2 separate regions of the Homo sapiens genome follow, and region 1 is linked to region 2. A link is a loop called in an ENCODE intact Hi-C map of the cell type or tissue named here. Cell type or tissue: tibial artery. All regions are shown on one strand. Each heading gives the region's core, and the rest is flanking DNA. Links, peaks and the distances in the headings are about the cores only.

The links. Hi-C counts contacts between places; a loop is a spot of excess contacts. Peaks named below come from ENCODE experiments on the same cell type or tissue, not always from the same donor. Only the 100,000 strongest peaks of a DNase experiment are listed, where the experiment ranks them.
Region 1: it touches region 2 in a loop (8-fold over the local background); 65 of 110 quality-filtered maps call a loop at or near these places.

The regions. Positions count from the first base shown.
Region 1 is chr14:91,167,344-91,184,654 of GRCh38, reverse strand. It overlaps DGLUCY (D-glutamate cyclase), which reads right to left. Exons shown (of 14, transcript NM_001102368.3): 4 at 17,277-17,311; 5 at 14,454-14,652; 6 at 11,216-11,366; 7 at 8,599-8,721; 8 at 3,266-3,469. Among named protein-coding and RNA genes, the nearest start is that of SNORA11B, 50 kb to the right of the region's middle. In tibial artery, for the core only: no CTCF peak of the experiment used is centred there; a DNase peak (open chromatin) is centred at 13,250; H3K27ac peaks cover 1,208 bases.
Region 2 is chr14:91,055,627-91,058,126 of GRCh38, reverse strand. The region is part of intron 1 of RPS6KA5 (ribosomal protein S6 kinase A5); the gene reads left to right. Among named protein-coding and RNA genes, the nearest start is that of RPS6KA5, 3.8 kb to the left of the region's middle. In tibial artery, for the core only: no CTCF peak of the experiment used is centred there; no DNase peak of the experiment used is centred there.

The DNA.
Region 1 (17,311 bases), core at 12,299-14,798, 110 kb before region 2:
TCCCTCCCTCCCTCCCTCCCTTCCTTCCTTCCTTCCTTCCAGAATCAGACTCCCTCCCTCCCTCCCTCCCCCCCCCCAACTTTCTTTCTTTCTTTCTTTCTTTCACAGGGTATTGCTCTATTGCCCAGGCTGGAGTGCAGTGCTGCAATCATGGCTCACTGCAGCTTCAAATTCCTGAACTCAAGCGATCTGCACACCTCAGCCTCCCCAGTAGCTGGGACCACAGGCGTTTGACACCACCACACCTAGCTAATTTTTATTATTATTGTTTTTTCTAGAGATAGGATCTCTCTACATTGGCCAGGCTGGTCTTCAACTCCTGACCTCAAGTGATCCTCCCACCTCGGCCTCCCAAGAATTAGGTATTTCTAGGGCTGGTCTGCACTGTCAGATTCGTGACAGTGCTGGCCAGCAGGGGAAGGTCCCAGCCTGTCTGTTTTGGGGTTCTACCCAGCTGCTGTAGGCTTTAAACTGGTGCTGGAATCAGTCCTGTCTGGGCCCTGGGAGTCTGGCCCAGATTGCTGACTGCTGCTTTGCAGGCTGGCCTCACCCCTCAGCTCTCCACGGAGGTCGGCCACCATTGATGCAGGTAGCTACCTAGATCTTCCCACTGGCCCACCTGACTCTGGGGAATGAGAGTCAGGTGGGCCGGTGGGGAGGCCACATATGCCTTCTCCTCTCCAGTCATTCCAGGTGCCAAGGGCGGTTTGTACCCCAGGTTTAGGAGCACGGCCCATGAGAAGGTCCAGAAGAGGGACTGGGGTGTGAACCAGGAGTCGCTAGAGCACTCTTTCAACTGCCCAGGCAAGACTGTGACTTACCGTTTCCATTGAGATTCTAATTTAGCTGACAGGTATAAATCATAGGCTTGAAGTCAGCAGACATGGGTTCAAGTTCTGCCCTGACCACCTACTAGGTATGTGGATTTTGGAAAGTCTTTGTACCTTATCTGCCTCAGTTTCCTCACCTGTTAAATGAAGTTAATCATAGCTGCCTCCACGTAGAGTCACTGGGAGAATTTAATAAGATGAAACGCATAAATGCTTGCAGCCTGTTGCCTGGCACAGTATAACTTGGTAGGTGACACCATTATCCTTATCATGCATCACAACCCAGAGAGGCAGGCATAATTGTCATCACTCCTGTTACGCTGATGAAGAAACTGAGGTATGGGCTACACCGTAATTCTCTCATGAGTGTTTGCCAACAAAGGGATTTACCACACACAATGGCAGGTGAAACTGCAGTCCCTGCTGGCCACCTGGGATTAGAAATTCAGCCCTTAAATGAAGACATAGCAGGAAGTTAAAAGCCCCTCAACCAGCTTTTAGCAAACCTCTTTCTAATTGGAATCAGCAGGGCCAGGCATGGTGGCTCATGCCTGTAATCCCAGCACTTTGGGAGGCTGAGGTGGGCAGACCACTTGAGCTCAGGAGTTTGAGACCAGCCTGGGTAACATGGCAAAACCCCGTCTCTACTAAAAATACAACAACAAATTAGCCAGGTATGGTGGTGCCGGCCTGTAGTCTCAGCTACTCAGGAGGCTGAGGTGGGAGGATTGCTTGAGCCTAGGAGGTGGAGGTTACAGTGAGCCAAGATCGCATCACTGCACTCCAGCCTGGGCAACAGAGTGAGATCTTGTCTCAAAAAATAAAATAAAATAAAATAAATAAACTAAACTAAAATAAAAAAATAAAAATAAATAAAAATATAAAATAAAATAAAATAAAAAATAAAATAAAATAAAATAAAATAACTAATTGGAATCAGCAGGTCCCCTAGGGGATCCCACCAGCCCTCTCCCATGTACAGAAGGCCAGTGGCTCCAAAGCCACAGAAGGGCTATCCTTCCCCTGAGATGCGTTATACAATATACAAGTTGACTGCAAACTGTTGTGAGGCTGTGGCTGTAGGGTCCTGCCCCACTGGGATCCCCGGAGAAGTAATCCTACCCCATCACTATCCCTGCTATCCAGTATACAACTAATCTATTCCATGCCCAACCCCAGGGCAATGGCACTAAAGGGGGAGATTAGGGACATCACTAAATCCATAGAGGACAGGCTAGGTGGCTTATGCCTGCAGTCCCAGCACTTTGGGAGGCCGAGGCGGGAAAATCACTTGAGCCCAGGAGTTCAAGACCAACCTGGGCAACATAGTGAGACACCACGCCCCCATCTCTAAATAATAATAATAAACTACATAAATAACTTTTTTTTAATGGTGGCAGTTGCCTACCTAGAAACCATTCTCTCTTTTTTTCTTACTACCTAACCCCATCTGCTTCTGGCTGGCAACATGCCCAGCAAATAAACTCAACGAACTTCCTCACGTTTAGTGTTAAAGTTTAGAACAACAAGAAAAAGCCAAAAACTACTGGACATGGTGGCTTACACCTGCAATCCCAGCACTTCGGGAGGCCGAGATGGGTGGATTACCTGATGTCAGGAGTTCGAGACCAGCCTGGCCAACATGGTGAAACCTCGACTCTACTAAAAATACAAAAATTAGCTGGGTGGGGTGGCACATGCCTATAGTCCTAGCTACTCAGGAGGCTGAGGCAGGAGAATCACTTGAACCCGGGAGATGGAGGTTGCAGTGAATTGAGATTGCACCACCACACTCCAGCCTGGGCAACAGAGTGAGACTCCATCTCAAAAATAAATAAATAAATAAATAAATAAATAAAAAGCCATAAAGAAGAAAGCAAGGCTGGGCATGGTGGCTCACGCTTGTAAACCCAGCACTTTGGGAGGCCAAGGTGGGCGGATCATGAGGTCAGCAGTTTAAGACCAGCCTGGCCAACATGGTGAAATCCTGTCTCTGCTAAAAATACAAAAATTAGCCAGGTGTGGTGGAGCGTGCCTGTAATCCCAGCTACTCAGGAGGCTGAGACAGGAGAATCACTTGAGCCAAGATCACGCCATTGTTCCAGCCTGGGCAATAGAGTAAGACTCTGTCTCAAAAAAAAAAGAAAAAAAAGAAAGAAAAGAAAGAAAACAAAAGAAAGAAAGAGAAAGAAAGAAAGAAAAAGAAAGTAAGCAAAAATCACTCACAATACCACTACCTAGAGACCATCAATGTCAGTATTTTGGTGTATTTAATTCTAGTCTTTTTGAGATTTATATGCAGTATCAACATTTAAAAAATCATCCTGTGGATACATTTTGCATCCCACCTTTTTCACTGAAAAGGTGATTTTCTCCAGGTGCAAATGTGTTGTTTCTTACCTGGGTCTATGCCGAGCAAATGTGTTGTTTCTTACCTGGGTCTATGCCGATCATAGACTCTAGTTCTCTGATCTTCTGAGAAGCAGAGACTGACGCGATGCTGTAGTGCAGAGGATCTTGGGAAATGTGATGGACCTCTGGAATTCTCTCTGGGGTGAGACAACCAGGTGGAGCCTTTGCATCCTTCAGGTCAGTCATAACTGTGCAGCCTGGGATGCTGGCAAAAGCCAGTGGGGTCTCTAAAACACACAGCAGGAGGGTCTGAGCCCAGCCACTTCATCAAGTCCAGCCTACCCTCATCTAGCCCACTGTTGATAGGCAAGATGGCACCTGGCCATCAACTCAGCCTAAGCACTCCCTATACCACCTGCTGGCACCAAGGTCAGAATAAGCTGGTTTATAGCTACATCAAGTTCCATTTAAACAGTTGCCTCTAATCTCTAGGAAAGTAAAGATGAGTTGAATATGGGTTGAAAAGAAGTGAGATACAGCCACAGCTATAGCTAGAGCTCTAGGCGATTCCATCAATTTAACCCATGGATATCAGGAAGTGTTTACTGGATTCTTAAAACTCATGAAGCCATCTTGCTTTGCTTTCCAGCAAATGTTAGGTTTGGAACCCTCTGTGAGCATCATTTCTATTTTTCCTTATGGCATCGTTTCTATTTTTCCTTATGGCACTTACATTTTGCTTTGATTTATGTTAATTTTATTCTTTAAAGACTCTCCTTTGTTAGATTTCAGGCAATGTGAAACACTCTAGCATAGTTATTAAGAACTGGTTTTAGCATTGTGAATATACTGGAATTTGAGATGTGACTTTATTGACTTTATTCTTTTTTTTTTTTTTTTTGAGATGGAGTCTTGTTGTGTCACCCAGGCTGGAGTGCAGTGGTATGATCTTGGCTCACTGCAACCTCTGCCTCCTGGGTTCAAGCGACTCTCCCGCCTCAGCCTCCTGAGTAGCTGGGATTACAGGCACCCGCCACCACGCCTGGCTAATTTTAGTATTTTTAGTAGAGACAGTGTTTTACCATGTTATCCAGGCTGGTCTCAAACTCCTGACCTCAGGTGATCTTCCCCTCTTGACCTCCCAAAGTGCTGGGATTACAGGTGTGAGCCACCACGCCCAGCCCGACTTTATTCTTTAAACCTGTTTCTTTGACTGTAATGATAATGCCTCATATGGCTATTGTCAGAACGAAACTGGAAAACGTACATAAAAGTGTTTAGCAGGCAGGGCGCAGTGGCTCACGGCTGTAATCCCAATACTTTGGGAGGCCAAGGAGGGTGGATCACCTGAGGTCAGGAGTTCAAGACCAGCCTGGGCAACATAGTGAAACCCTGTCTCTATTAAAAATACAAAAATTAGCCCAGCTTGGTGGTGCGCCTGTAATCCCAGCTACTTGGGAGGCTGAGGTGGGAGAATTGCTTGAACCTGGGAGGCAGAGGCTGCAGTGAGCTGAGAACACGTCACTGCACTCCAGCCTAGGCAACAGAGCAAGACCTTATCTCAAAAAAAAAAAAAAAAAAAAAAAGTGTTTAGCATACTCGTGGTTTAAAAATGTAAAAAAAAAAAATAAATTTTTAAGAAAGTGTTCAGCAAAGTGCTTGTTTCAGAGTAAGCCCTCGATGGTTTGCTTAATTGAACAAGCATATATTTTTTTTTTTTTGGAGACGGAACCTTGCTCTGTCGCCCAGGTTGGAGTGCAGTGGTGCGATCTCGGCTCACTGCAACCTCTGCCTCCCGGGTTCAAGAAATTCTCCTGTCTCAGCCTCCTGAGTAGCTGGGATTATAGGCGTGCACCACTACACCCGGCTAATTTTTGTATTTTTAGTAGAGACAGGGTTTTGCCATGTTGGCTAGGCTGGCTCGAACTCCTGACCTCAGGTGATCCTCCTGTCTCAGCCTCCCAGAGTGCTGGGATTACAGGCGTGAGCCACCGCACCCAGCCTCATCTATATATATTTTTAAAGAGATAAGGCCTTGCTCTGTTGCCCAGGCTGGAGTACAGTGGTGCAACACAGCTCACTGCGGCCTCAAACTCCTGGGCTCAAGCAATCCTCCTGCCTCAGCCTACCACAGTGCTGGGATTACAGGCATGAGCCACAGAGCCTGGCCTGAACCACGTAGTATCTTACTCATTCTTAGTTCCTTATGCCTAGCTCATTAAGTGCTTAATACCATACTATTTACCTCTTCTGCCTTCCTCAGTGTCATTACTATCTTTGAGTATTCATCTCTACTCAGTTGTATGCTCCTGGAGAAGAGCGACCATTGCTCATTCATCTCAGGATCCCACAGAGGGCCTTGCGCATAATAGGTGTTCAACAAATGCAGATGTGAATTGAGTAAATAAATCTTGGATTTCACAGAAACAATAAAGTTTCTTTTTTTTTTGAGACAGAGTCTCGCTCTATCACCCAGGCTGGAGTGCAGTGGTGAGATCTCAGCTCGCTGCAACCTCCGCCTCTGGGGTTCAAGCAATTCTCAGCCTCCCAAGTAGCTGGGATTATAGGTGTGTGCCATCACGCCTGGCTAATTTTTGTATTTTTAGTAGAGACAGGGTTTTACCATGTTGGCCAAGATGGTCTTGAACTCCTGACCTCAAGTGATCCGACCACCTCAGCCTCCCAAAGTGCTGGGATTACAGGCGTAAGCCACCACACTTGGCTTAAAGTTTCATATTTAATAGAAAGAGTCAGCCAGCACTTCAAAATAAAAATCTAATAGATACATAACTTTTAGATTTGATGTGTAAGGGGAAAAAGTCTTGAATCTGATGATGAATTTAATTATCGCTTGTCTGTGTTTTGGATGGCACCTAAAACTGGTCACTCCAAAACCAGGTAGATGTCAGAACAGTCAGCTCAGAGCATGACACGGGGTTTTGCCCCCATCAGTTGTGAGGTCTGTTGCACATAATCTATTGCTAATAGAAGTTTAAATATTGAAGTTCAAGGTAGGCATGGTGGCTCACGACTATAATCCCAGCACTTTGGGAGGCTGAGGTGGGAGGATCGCTTGAGCCCAGGAGTTCAAGACCAGCTTGGGCAACATAGTGAGACCCCATCTCCACAAAAATTTAAAAATTAGCTGGACATGATGGTGCATACCTGTAGTCCAGCTACTCCAGAGGCTCAGGTGGGAGGATTGCTTGAGCCTAGGAGGTCAAGGCTACAGTGAGCTGTGATCGTGCCACTGCACTCAGCCTGGGTGACAGAGCGAGACCTTGTCTCAAAAAAAAAAAAAGGGAATTTGAGAATGATTCAAGATTGTCCCTCTCTGATGTCATTTGTTCTCATCTACGATCAATTGTGCTATCGCTGTCAGAACTAAAGGACTGGAACATGCCATGCTGGGGTGCCCACAGCAGTGAGATCTCCTCTGCAGGGCACCTGCCACGACCGATGGTGGGAAAGCGGTGAGGCCACTGGGCTGGGGGACGTTTACTGCACGTGGGTGGGTGTGTCTACACACATGCCCACACACACACTCAGACAAGACCATGAGCGCCCAGAGGACTCCATCCTGTCCCATGGAGCACTGTACTCCTGAGGCCTGGGTGCATGCCTGGCACATAGCAGGTTCTCAACACATGCACTTAAATAAATGAACAAATGGAATCCTGTGGATCTTGGCAGCCACGCCTCATCACCACATTAGGGATGATCTTTCCCTCGCATGAGGCCATTCTGATAGCTGAACTCTCACGAATGCTTTCAAAATAAATTAAAGTAACACTACAGTATGTGCTTACAGCGCAAGTGTGGCTGGCCTGGCCAGAATTTTCCAGTGTCCATGACCATGGTCTGCAATAGCTGTTATTTTTCATGTTTCTGTCACCTTCCTATCTTACTGAGAGCTAGCGAGGGCGCCCTCGTGTGTCTCTTCATTGTAATATCACCTAGGCCTTGGAAAAAATGTACTGCTGCTGGCCTTGTTTATAATCACCTTGCAAATACCACAGGAAATGACTTGTTTAGTTATATTTCTTGGCTTCACCTTTGTTTTCAAGGCCCCATCAATCTCCAAAATGTCTCAAAAAGCCAAGCTAAAGGTTAGTCCTCCTGCTAGAATGGGCTGGGATGCTTCAGCAGATAAAAATATATATTTAATCAAAACGGCTGAAGCAATGGCTCATGCTGTTATCCCTATGACTCAGGAGGCTGGGGCAGGAGAATCACTTGAGCCCAGAACTTTGAGACCAGCCTGGACATTGTAACAAGACCCCATCTCTACAAAAAATTTCTAAAAATTGGTTTGGTATGGCGGCGTATGCCTGTAGTCCCAGCTACCTGGGAAGCTGAGATGGGAGGATCACTTGACCCCAGAGGTTTGAGGCTGCAGTGAGCTATGATGATGCCACTGAACTCAAGCCTTGGCAATAGAGTGAGACTCTGTGAAAGAAAGAAAGAAAGAGAAAGAAAGAAAGACAAGACAAGAAGGAAGGGAGAGAGAGAGAAAGAAGAAAGAAGAAGGGAAGGAAGGAAGGAAATATATTTAATCAAAACATATTTGAGGCTGGACACGGTGGCTCATGCCTGCAATCCAAGCACTTTGGGAGGCTGAGGTGGGAGGATCACTTGAGGCCAGGAGTTCAAGACCAGCGTGGCCAACATGGCAAAACCTCGTCTCTACTAAAAATACAAAAATTAGCCAGGTGTGGTGGCATGCACCTGTAATTCCAGCTACTTGGGAGGCTGAGGCACACCTCCCTCGCTGGAGCCCAGGAGGCGGAGCTTGCAGTGAGCCGAGATCGTGCCACTGCACTCCAGCCTGGGCGACAGAGTGAGACTGTGTCTCAACAAAACCAAAAAACCAACGACAAAAAAATTGAGTTGTAAGACAAAGTGCTCTGGTAAGGAGATCCAGCCCTGGGATTAAAAGAAGGAAACCAGGCCAGGCGCGATGACTCACGCCTGTAATCCCAGCACTGTGGGAGGCAAAGGTGGGCAGACCACGAGGTCAGGAGATTGAGACCATCCTGGCCAACATGGTGAAACCCCGTCTCTACTAAAAATACAAAAATTAGCTGGGCATGGTGGCACATGCCTGTAATCCCAGCTACTCAGGAGGCTGAGACTGAAAAATCGCTTGAACCAGGGAGCTGGAGGTTGCAGTGAACCGAGATTGCACCACAGCACTCTAGCCTGGCAACAGAGTGAGACCCTGTCTCAAAAAAAAATAAATAAATAAAAGAAGGAAACCAGAGAGAGATTCACTGTAGCTGTAGGCCTCTGTTTTGTGTTTTGTTTCATGGCTTTATTTTTAAATCATTGTACTACGAGAATATGCTTTCAAGAACTAGACCCCACTGGGCTCCATCCTAGGGCAGATCGATTGTCCCATTATCCCCCAACGTACCACAGCTGCTGACAGCTCCGAGACTGGTCAGCGGAGAAGGCCAGAACACTGGAACCTCCCCTGGGGGACACACCATGGCATCCCCGTAGGCAGGTTTGGAAAGCTCTTTGATTCCCAACAGTTCTGCAGATGGAAAAGGAAAATGTAATTTCCTCAGCAGGGAGCATCCAATTAGAACTGGTTGAGTAGTTTATGGTTCTTTCTCTAAAACAGAAACTCAAATTGCAGGATTATTGTAAATGGTATTTGAGGAAGAGGTGAAGGAGAATAGGGATTAAGGCTTTGACAACTCAGGCTACTCCATAATTTACAGTCCATGTGGCATGGTGGTTTCAGAAAACAGAATCTCAAACTGTGTGGCGTGATTTCTGGAAGGATCCTTGGGTGCATTGAGCCTAGTACTCTCATTGTGCAGATTGCTACCAAAGCCAGCCTTGGGGGGTTGACCTTGGTCCAGGCTGGGTCACATCTCATGCACCTAACCTCAGCTGCTTGACTACCAGCAGCAACCTAATCCCGAAGACAGCAAAGATGGATGTGCTGGGCCCAATCCATCCCCGCTAATGATAAAACTCCTCAGCAGACACCATCCTGGTGGGTGGCCCTGAATCATCCTCATGTGATGAAGCTAGCAAGTACTGACTGCATTTTCACAAAAGGCTAGGTTCTGTCTAATGTTGTCGGTTATGCAGTTGAGCAAGTTTAGGTATACCAAACTTGGACCCTCAACCAAGGCCCAGTCTCAAACTCTCATCAGGCCTTCTAAGAGGCCTGCACAGCTTCTTGATATTGGCTCTTCATCTTGGATCTGTTCACTCACTCTCAGATTGAGTGAATACGCTGGGGATCAATGGATTTCAGCTCAAATTAACATATGGAACAAAGCCATCTCCTACCCAAATATACCAAAGAATAGCAGCCCAGATTAGACGTTGCTTCGAGCTCAAATCTCCGGACAAAGAGCCCTGCTGCAACCCTTGGCTTCCTCCAACCCCAGATTCATTGGAAGTTCATAGGAGCTTTACATTTATCAAAGATCCCCAGTGGGTGAGCGTGTAGAGAAAAAAACTCTACCTAAATGGTGTGTTTCCTCTGCTCTCACACCGCAGTAACAGTCATCCACACAGAAGACTCCTGTGACCAAATTTGTAGGGGTTTCTCCCCACCATCAAGCAGGAGGCACCAGCTGGGTGCCCTCCAATTCCATTCCACCTGGAGATAGCATCAGAACCCACGGGTTGAGGGCTCAGTCCCCAAGGCCACCCCCCTACAGACACCAGTTGCAAGTCTGGGCCTCCAGAACTTCTGACCAACTGGCTTCCAGTTTGATTAACCCTCTTTGGGTTTGATTATACCCAAACTCTTTGAGTTTGATTAATTTCCTGGAGCAGCTCACAGACCTTGAGGAAACATTTACTTATGTATACCAGTTTATCATAAAAAATATTGCAGACCGGGTGCGGTGGCTCATACCTGTAATCCCAGCACTTTGGGAGGCCAAGACGGGCAGACCACTTGAGGCCAGGCGTTCAAGACCAGCCTGGCCAACATGGCAAAACCCCATCTCTACTAAAAATACAAAAATTAGCTGGGCATGGTGTTGGGCACCTGTAATCCCAGCTACTTGGGAGGCTGAGGCAGGAGAATCGCTTGAACCCAGGAGATGGAGGTTGCAGTGAGCTGAGATTGCAACGCTGCACTCCAGCCTGGGCGACAGAGGGAAACTGTGTCTCAAAAATAAATAAATTAATTAATTTAATTAAATTAAATAAAGGATATTGCAAAGGATACAGATAGAGATGCCCAGGGCAAGGTGTGGGGGAAGGGGTGCGGAGCTTCCATGCCCTCCTTAGGCACCACCCTCTAGGAACCTACATGTGTTCAGCTATGTAGAAGCTCACTGAAGCCTATCCTCTTGGGGTTTTACGGAGGCTTCATTACATGAGCATGATTGATTAAACCATCAGCCGTGGGTAATCAGCTTGACCTTTAGCCCCTCTTTCCTCCCTGGAGGTTGCGGGGAGGGGTGGAGCTGAAAGTCCCAACCCTCTAATCCTACCTTAGTCTTTCTGGTGACCAGCCCCACCCTGAACCTATCAGACAAAATACAGCATTTTGGAGGTTCCAAGAATTTTAGGAGTTATGAGCCAGGAATTGTGGACAAAACCCAATATATATATTCATTATATATATATATATTTTTTCCTATGTATGTATTATTAAGCCTCGGTAAAAACCCAAAAGGATGTGATATATATAAACTTACATCACAGTGAGACTGGCTATTCTGCCAAGGGTGGCACCTTTAAACCTGAGGGGCATCTGTAAGCCCAGCCCTGATACAGCTGCCAGAGCCTTTGAGCCTTGTTCAGGGCCTTTGCCCCTGGAGACCCCTGGTAAAAACAAAGACAAGCCATGGGAGCTTAGGAACGTGGCAAACTCCTGTCTGCTTCTTAGGCCCAACTCCAAGAGAGGCTGTCAGGATCATGGGCAGGAGCGAGAGACACTGACCTGGGTCGCCGATGTGAACAGGGGGATCATGGGCAGGAGCGAGAGACACTGACCTGGGTTGCCCATGTGAACAGGAAGATCATGGGCAGGAGCGAGAGACACTGACCTGGGTCGCCCATGTGAACAGGTTGCCCCTGCTCACCTCCGAGGGAGCAGCAGGCCCGCACCAGCCCTTCCAGCTTGTCCTTGGGAATGGGCCTCATCGTGACCACCAGAGGGCAGCAGAAGCCAGCATGGGTAACACAAGGCACTGTTGTCTGACCAAAAAAAAAAAAAAATCAAGTGAAAATGTTAAAAAATGGAATTAGCACAGATCCAAGCTCTGAGCACCAAGAGTTCAAGGCAGCTAAATGAAGGAGGAGTAGCTGTTATAGAAATTAGCTTCTATTTTTATGTGACATAGAGAGAGGGAGTTTGCTGTTAATTACTGGTTTAAAATAGGGAATCTTAACTTTTTGTGTGCCACGGACCCCTTTGGTAGACTAGTACAGCTGTGGACCCCTGGTCAAAGTAATGCCTTTAACTGCATACAAGAAAATGCACAGGATTCCAAAGGAAACCAATTATCCTGCAAGCACAGTTATCAAATAATAGAAAAATGTGGCCAGACACGATGGCTCACACCTGTAATCCCAGCACTTGGGAGGCCGAGGTGGGCGGATCACGAGGTCAGGAGTTCGAGACCAGCCTGGCCAGCATGGTGAAACCCCATCTCTATTAAAAATACAAAAGTTCGCCGGGCATGGTGGCACGCGCCTCTAGTCCCAGCTACTCGGGAGGCTGAGGCAGGAGAACGGCTTGAACCCAGGAGGCGGAGATTGCAGTGAGCCGAAATCACACCATTGCACTCCGGCCTGGGTGACAGAGCAAGACTCCATCTCAAAGAAAAAAAAAAAAGGAAAAATGTGAGACAATATGCATGCTTCCTCAGTAGCAGCCTAAGAAACAAGATGCCAGTTCTACTATCATTGTAACTTTGAAGTAGTGATCAGCATATAGGATATTTTTGAGACATCAGGAAGAACTCTAACGTGATATGAAGATATCTGTGATTTCTGTTGCCAGCCATGAAGTCACAGGGTCTGCTGATATGACAGCCATTTGCTGCCTACATTCATAATTGAAGGAAATGCTAAATGTGAGTTGAGGTTATGAAAATAAAATTGAGGCTGGGCACAGTGGTTCATGCCTGTAATACCAGCACTTTGGGAGGCCAAGAAGGTTGGATCGCTTGAGCCCAGAAGTTCAAGACCAGCCTGGGCAATACAGCGAAACCCTGTCTCTACCAAAAAAAACCAAAACCATAAATTAGCTGGGTGTGCTGGCACATGCCTATGGTCCCAGCTACTCGGGAGGCTGAGATGGGAGGATCTCTTGAACCCAGGAGGTTGAGGCTGCAGTGAGCTGTGACTGTGCCACTGCACCACTCCAGCCTGGGCAACTGAGCAAGAACTGTCAAAAATAAAAATAAAAATAAAATAAAATAAAGAAGGGAGGGAGGGAAGAAGGGAAAAGAAAAACGTACTTTTTTTCCCATCCAATATCATGGAGCCTCTGAATTTCTCTAGGGACTGCAAGGGCCATGGACCAAAGGTAAACAGCCTCTGGTGAATCACGGGCAGAGGGAGGCAAGGGAGAACATCACAGGAGGAGCTGGTGTTCACTCTGCCTCCTGAATCCACACAAGCAACAAGCCTGTCCCCAGACCCCATGGAGCACGGCCTGGTGCCTCCTGCCTTAACAGATGTTGCCCGGTTTGATCTGTGTGACTTTTATTGGTGTTTCGCTCCCCCACCCCACCTCCTGAATGGTTTCTGGTGCCTGCAATAGAGCTTATGAAAGATTTAGGACATGGCCAGGACTATAATCCACTGTGACAGTCTTGGCCACCACCTAAAGAGCTTGCTATCACCACCCTGGCGGCAGCAGGATGGAACCTCGGTGTGGCTGCCAGCAGTGTCTGCATAATAGCACCCAGGAGAGGGGACATGCTGGAGCCACTGGCAGAGCCAGGCAGCCCTCCCCAAGGCTGAGACACATCCCGTCTGGGGGTGGCCAATGGAATCCCAGATGGCTGTCTGGCCATCTCTCCCTGGAGCCCAGGGGCAGAGGTGTCGATATTAGACTGAAAGCTATTTGATAAGCATCGGGGTCAGTGAAGCCCTGTTGAGCACTTACTGTGGACACTTACTTGCACCTTTGTAGGCAACAAACAGTTGCCATATCAGCAGACCCTGTGACTGCAAAGCATCATTTAATTGTCACATCTCTGTTATTGACATTGTACAGATGGGAGCCAGGGGTTCCAGGTTCCCATCTGGCTTTGGGACTTGGGCAAGTCCTTTTCTCTCTTTAGACCTCGGTTTCCTCATCTAAAATGAGAATCTGCATGTGACGAGCCATGGGGCCCTCTCAGCTCCCACCTCCTACAAAGGGTGCTGTGTTCCAGAGCCAGAGACTGCCATGGGTGCCTGCCAGTGGCTGGGGTCCCATCCCCACCCTTCCCTAGCTTCAAGAGAACCGCTCGGGCACACTTCACCCATGAAGGCAGCACAGACTATGGGCAGCTTTGTTGCTGATCAGAGGCAGCTGGGGCCTCTCTGGCAGGAGCCCAAACCAAGACATTTTAATAAATGTCCCAGAGTCCAAGACAAAATCTCTGATCCAAGTCCTCCATAAATAAAGAAACCTGGAGCCTGGCTGTTTATGCTGGCTGACCACTGATGGAGCAGAGTGAACTCTCAGACTTTACCAACAGATGTCCAGGAAGGGTCTGTGGAACCAGGGAATCGAGTGCACTCACCTTGACAAGTAGGGGCTGGGAGAGGCACAGCAGGCACGTCCCAGAGACGCCGGCTGTGCTGTGTTTGTGACTGCCAGAGGCCACCTCCGGCCAAGAACATGACCCAGCTTTCTGGACAGAGACCTGACCCAGGAGCTACTGCCTGGCCGAGGCTCTGCCACAAATCCCTGGGTATTGAGAGAGCCAGGCTCATTCCCCCTGGCTGAGGCTCACCGGAGCCAGGGAGGATTTTTAAAAATCTCGCTGAGGTGCCTGAAGTTAAAGGAGCCAGAGAAATCCCAAGCAGGTTTGGTTTACAGCACTGAACCATGAAGAAGGGCCACACTGGGTGCTCACAGTGGTCCCAGAGGTGAGTGGGACCGAGGCTGGCTCAGAGAGATTGATCATTTCTCCTGGGTTGCACAGCTAGAAATGGCTGAGCTGGGGCTGGAGCTTAGGTTTTCCACCTCCCGTGCCCATGTTCTCCCCACCCCAGGAATATGTAAGTTGATCTGCATCTTCAGGCCATTCTGCCCTTGTGGGCTGTGGGCTGTGTCCCTACCTTGTATGCACCCGCCTGGCTGTGACCTGCTGGGTCTCTTCTGGGGAGCCCCGCTTTCTCCAAGGCCTCCTCCAGGGAGAAGCTGCAGCCCAGGAAGAAGGCCACCATGTCCTTCAGCTGCTCCGAGTACTGCTCCAGCGAAGCCAGGCTGCCGGTGCAGGCACCGAACTCGTATTTCCAGAACTGGGGATGGCCCATCCTGGGGACATAAGGGGAAAGCTGGGAGGGCCCCAGACTCTCACTGTGGCCCCTGATAATACATTATAGAAGGACTGCGGAGAGAGAAGAGGATGTCTAGTGCTGAAATTTTCAGCCCTGGCACCAGGGTAGGGAGCATAGTTTTCAGCAGGGGGCCTTGCTGGCATCCTTCAAATGTCCCCAGATCGGAAACGATTAAATCAGCACGTATAGAACGTACCCCCACCTCCCACCCAGTGTGTCTCCTATACCCGCAAGCCAAAACAAGCCAAACCACCGAGAAAAGTAAATGGTGGCCAGGCACGGTGGCTCATGACTGTAATCCCAGCACTTTGGGAGGCCGAGGCGGGCAGATCACTTGAACTCCGGAGTTCAAGACAAGCCTGGGCAACAAGGTGAAACCCCGTCTATACTAAAAATACAAAAACTAGCCAGGCATGGTGGTACACAGCTGTAATCTCAGCTACTCAGGAGGCTGAAGCAGGAGAATCGCTTGAACCTGGGAGGTGGAGGTTGTAGTGAGCCGAGATCGTGCCACTGCACTACTCCAGCCTGGGCAACAGAGTGAGACTGCCTCAAAGAAAAAAAAAAAAAAAGAAGAAGAAGAAAAGTAAATGGTGGCCTCTCTGCTATAGAGGTAGGACCAGTAGCCCAAAGGGGACAGAGAATATGTGTCTTGGGGAACCTCTCAGTGCCAGTAGTGGGTGAGGCCTTTCTCTTCCCTTAAAGGAAACTCTTCTGTAGGGTTGAAAGACTTCTTTGGTTACAAGCTTATTCTTTACCCACTCCAAACTCTTTTACTGAGCCATGCCTTCATGCCGGGCACATGCTGGGCGATGGGGCTAGAGTAATGGAGAGGACACTGTCCCAGTCTTTTTTTCTTTTTTTAATGTTTTTTATTTATTTATTTTTTTTTTGAGACAGAGTCTTGCTCTGTTGCCCAGCCTGGAGTGCAGTGGTGCAACCTCGGCTCACTGCAACCTCTGCCTCCCAGGTTCAAGTGATTCTCCCACCTCAGCCTCCCAAATAGCTGAGATCATAGGCCCGAACCACCATGCCCGGCTAATTTCTGTATTTTTAGTAGAGACAGCGTTTCACCGCGTTGGCCAGGCTGGTCTCGAATTCCTGATCTCAGGTGATCTGCTCTCCTTGGCCTCCCAAAGTGCTGGGATTACAGGCGTGAGCCACCGCGCCCATCCCATCCCAGCATTTAAAGAGCTCGTAACCCTAATTGATAGGTGAGACTTCACTGAAAACACATACTGGCAATACACAGCAAGGAATGTCAACCGTCTAGGTAGAGTGACACAGAGAAGGAAGAAATCAATTCTCTTCCACAGAGGAGTTTGGTGCTGGGTCTTGAGGCATGAATAGGAGTTTGCCAGTTGGGCAAGGAAGAAGGCATACCCAGGCAGAGGAAGCAGCACGTGGAAAGCCCACTGGGGGATGGGCTCCAGGAGTTTCCAAGTTGGCAGCACAGGAGGCACCGGGGAAAAATGTAAAGGTACAATCATGGGCCCAGATGGGGTCTCCAAAGGACCTTCCCGTCCTAAAATGATCATGACAGAATGTTCCTGGGGGGTTTTCTGTCTCGGGAACTGGCTGGGGATGACTGGAGTGTCAGGGGTCAGGGGAGAAACTGAGCTGGGGCCAGGTCACCATGGGCTTGAGATCAGGCTGAGGTCCAAGCCATAAGAAGATGCTGAAGAATTTTATTTTATTTTATATATATATATTTTAGACAGGGTCTTGCCCTGTTGCCCAGGCTGGAGTGCAGTGACATGATCTCGGCTCACCGCAGCCTCAACCTCCTGGTCTCAAGCAATCCTCCTCAGCCTCCCGAGTAGCTGGGACCACAGGTGTGCACCGCTATGCCCAGTTAATTTTTAAAAAAAAAATTTGTAGAGACCAGGTCTTCCCTATGTTGCCCAGGCTGGTCTCAAACTCCTGGGCTCAAGCCATCCTCCTGCCTCAGCCTCCCGAAGTACTGGGATTACAGGCATGAACCACAGCACCCAGTCTGAAGGAGTTTTAAGAGGAGAGCCACATGATCGGGTTTAGCATTAGAAAGTCACTCTGCTGGGAAAGCAGATGATGACAGGGTTGGGGAAGAAAGGATGAGACTAGGGCTAGGCCAGGGAAGATGCCAGTCTGTGCTGGTGCCATAGGAAAGGTAGACTCGTGGGAGAGGTACACCGACCCAGCATCAGTAGGGCCATTTACTAGATAGGTTCTAGTTTAAAAGCCTGGGAGAACAGACACAATATCTCTGTCTCTGGGTGTTGGTAATGCAAGTGTTTTTTATTTTCTTCTTAATCCTGTACAGGCGGGTTTCTGGCTTGGGCGATGGAGTGGACAGATGGCAGAGCCAGTGGGATTTCTCCAGGGCTGGACTTTCTCCATGATCTCAAAGATCTCAGCCAGGACAGGCGCCAGGTGATAGGGGAAGGAGTCAGAACAGTGGGGAGGGCAGCTCGTTCCTGAGCAACAGTCATGAGTGAGGTTCTGTGCCAGGCACTGTGAAGGTCCCTGAGGCTGGACAGAGAGGTCCCGGATGACAGAGACACCTGGCTACAGCACCTGGACACTCCCAAGCTTCAACCCACAGTAACCCAAGCTTTTTACCTGGTCTCTGAGATAGCACCTTGAGGGGGCAGCAT
Region 2 (2,500 bases), core at 1-2,500:
CTTCTTTCAGCACATGATCTATAATAGGCACCAGAGTAATTTGATCTGATATGGTCCCGTCTCAGAATGTAGATAAGCATCTAGTTATATCAGGCTGGCAGTTGGTGGTGGCTCATTTGTGCAGAACACTTTATTGTATTCCATAGGATGAATGAAAAAGCAAAAAACGTCCCATGAAAGGACATGGAGTTGGAAGACATGATTCTAAATCCCGTCTCTGCAGCTTAATATGTAGACATCGGCAAGTCACTTCACCCTTTCAGATTCACATCTTTAATCTATAAAATGTGAGAATTGAATGAGACACTGTTGGAAAAGTGCTAAGCGGGTTGCTTGGCATATAGTGGGCCCTTAGGAAATGTTGGTTGAATGTATATATAAAAATCATTCCATAATAGTATCTTATCTTGAAGTGTGTGAATTAATCCAGTGTAATTTGGGAAACAAATCACTCATTTAGTGTTTAGCCTATGTCACATTGCCTGGCTGTTATCTTTTTCTGTATATGTCCAGTCTTCTCATGTAGAGTGTAAATTCGCCATAATCTTTGCGGCTGCTCAGCAGCCTGTGTGGATCTCTTCAGTAACAGTTAACACACGGTACTATAATAGTCCATTTACTTGTATTACAGTCTAATACAGATTAGACTGTAAGGTCCTTGAGGGCAGGCAGGCAGGCAGACACCATGTCCTTTGTTTATTTGCAGCCCCTGGCATATAGTAGGTACTTAATATTTGTTGAATGGATTCACTGAATGCATGAGAATCCAGGAGCAAGTCTAGTAAGTTTATTGTATTACCAGTGCCTTGCAGATGTTAGGTGGTTGATAAGTGGATGACAGTGACTGTAAAAGCTGAAGAATGCAGAGTATAGGATTGAACAGATCACTTAAACATACATTTCTTGAATGTATGTCTAAGAAAATGTCCCGCCCTCTAGTAGTAGGGGAGGAGGCCATATAAACCAGTAATTAAGATAATACTGCCTTGGGAGGCTGAGGCGGGTGGATCACGAGGTCAAGAGATGGAGACCATCCTGGACAACCTGGTGAAACCCCATCTCTACTAAAAATACAAAAAATTAGCTGGGCATGGTGGCACGTACCTGTAGTCCCAGCTACTCGGGAGGCTGAGGCAGGAGGTTCTCTTGAACCCAGGAGGCGGAGGTTGCAGTGAGCCGAGATCATGCCATTGCACGCCAGCCTGACAACAGAGCAAGACTCCCATCTCCAAAAAAAAAAAAAAAAAAAAAAAAAAAAAGATAATACTGCCTTAAGTATAACAGTAAAGGGATATTCAAGTATAAAGTTAGCAAAGAATGGGTTAGGACTTTTAGCTTTCAAATAATCAAATCTTCAACAACAATAACAAAAAGGATATTATTGGAAGGAGATTGGGTTATCTTACCCACTTATTTAGTAAGTATTTTATTTCCTCTTACATACTGGGTGCGATTTTAGATGCTTGGATGATAGGACATGTATGGTCTGTCCACTGGAAGAACTGGGTTGCATCAGGAACCATTGGAAGCAGAAACTTAGCATTGTCTGTATTTTGTCCACCTTGAATCTCTGCTTGTCACTATGTGATGGCTTTATTCTTCCCCACTACTGTGCCACTTTTCCCACATGGGAAAGATCATGCTGTTGATAGACTGCAAGTTTTACATCCTACAGCTTCCACTACTGAAAAGACACCGCCGCCTTCTCAGCTTCAGTTATAAAGATCTCAGGGAAGGACTTTTTTGGCCTGCCTTTGGTGAGGTATCCACTTTTGGATCATTCACCTAAAGCCAGGGGATGGGATCATGTTTTTGTAACATGGCAGCAATTTCTGTAAACATGGATAGGGATAAAACTAAACTCTAAGAAGAGGAGGAGTTGCTGGGAAGACATTTACTTAGATGCCTGTTATTAGGAGAGAGAGCCTAACATTGAGGAGAAGGTCGAGGAAGTTTATGTATTGTGGTGTAACAAATTATTCCAAACCTTAGTGGCTTAAACAACATGATTTGTGTGGGTCAGGAATTTAGGAGTGGCTTAGCTTATTGGTTCTTTTTTTTAATCCTAAGTGAATTAACACAGGAAGCTTCTTGATTCTAACTCAGGGACCCTCATGAAGTTGAAGTCAAGGTGTTGGCCAGGACTGCAGTCACCTGAAGACTTGTCTGGGTCTAGTGATTCCCCTTCCGAGATGGCTTACTCACATGTTGGCAGGTTCCTTGCCATGTGGGCCTCTCCATAGCGTGGCTTGAGCATTCTCATGACAGGCAGCTGGTTTCCCCAAAAACAAGTGATCTGAGAGACAGCGAGGTGGAACCTACCATGCCATGTCTTTTGTTGTTGTTTTGTTTTTTTGGAGACGGAATCTATCCAGGCTGGAGTGCAGTGGTGCGATCATGGCTCACTATAATTTCAAACTCCTAGGCTCAAGAGATCCTCCTGCCTCAGCCTCCTGAGTAACTCTGGGACTACGGGCATGCACCACCACACCTGGCTAAT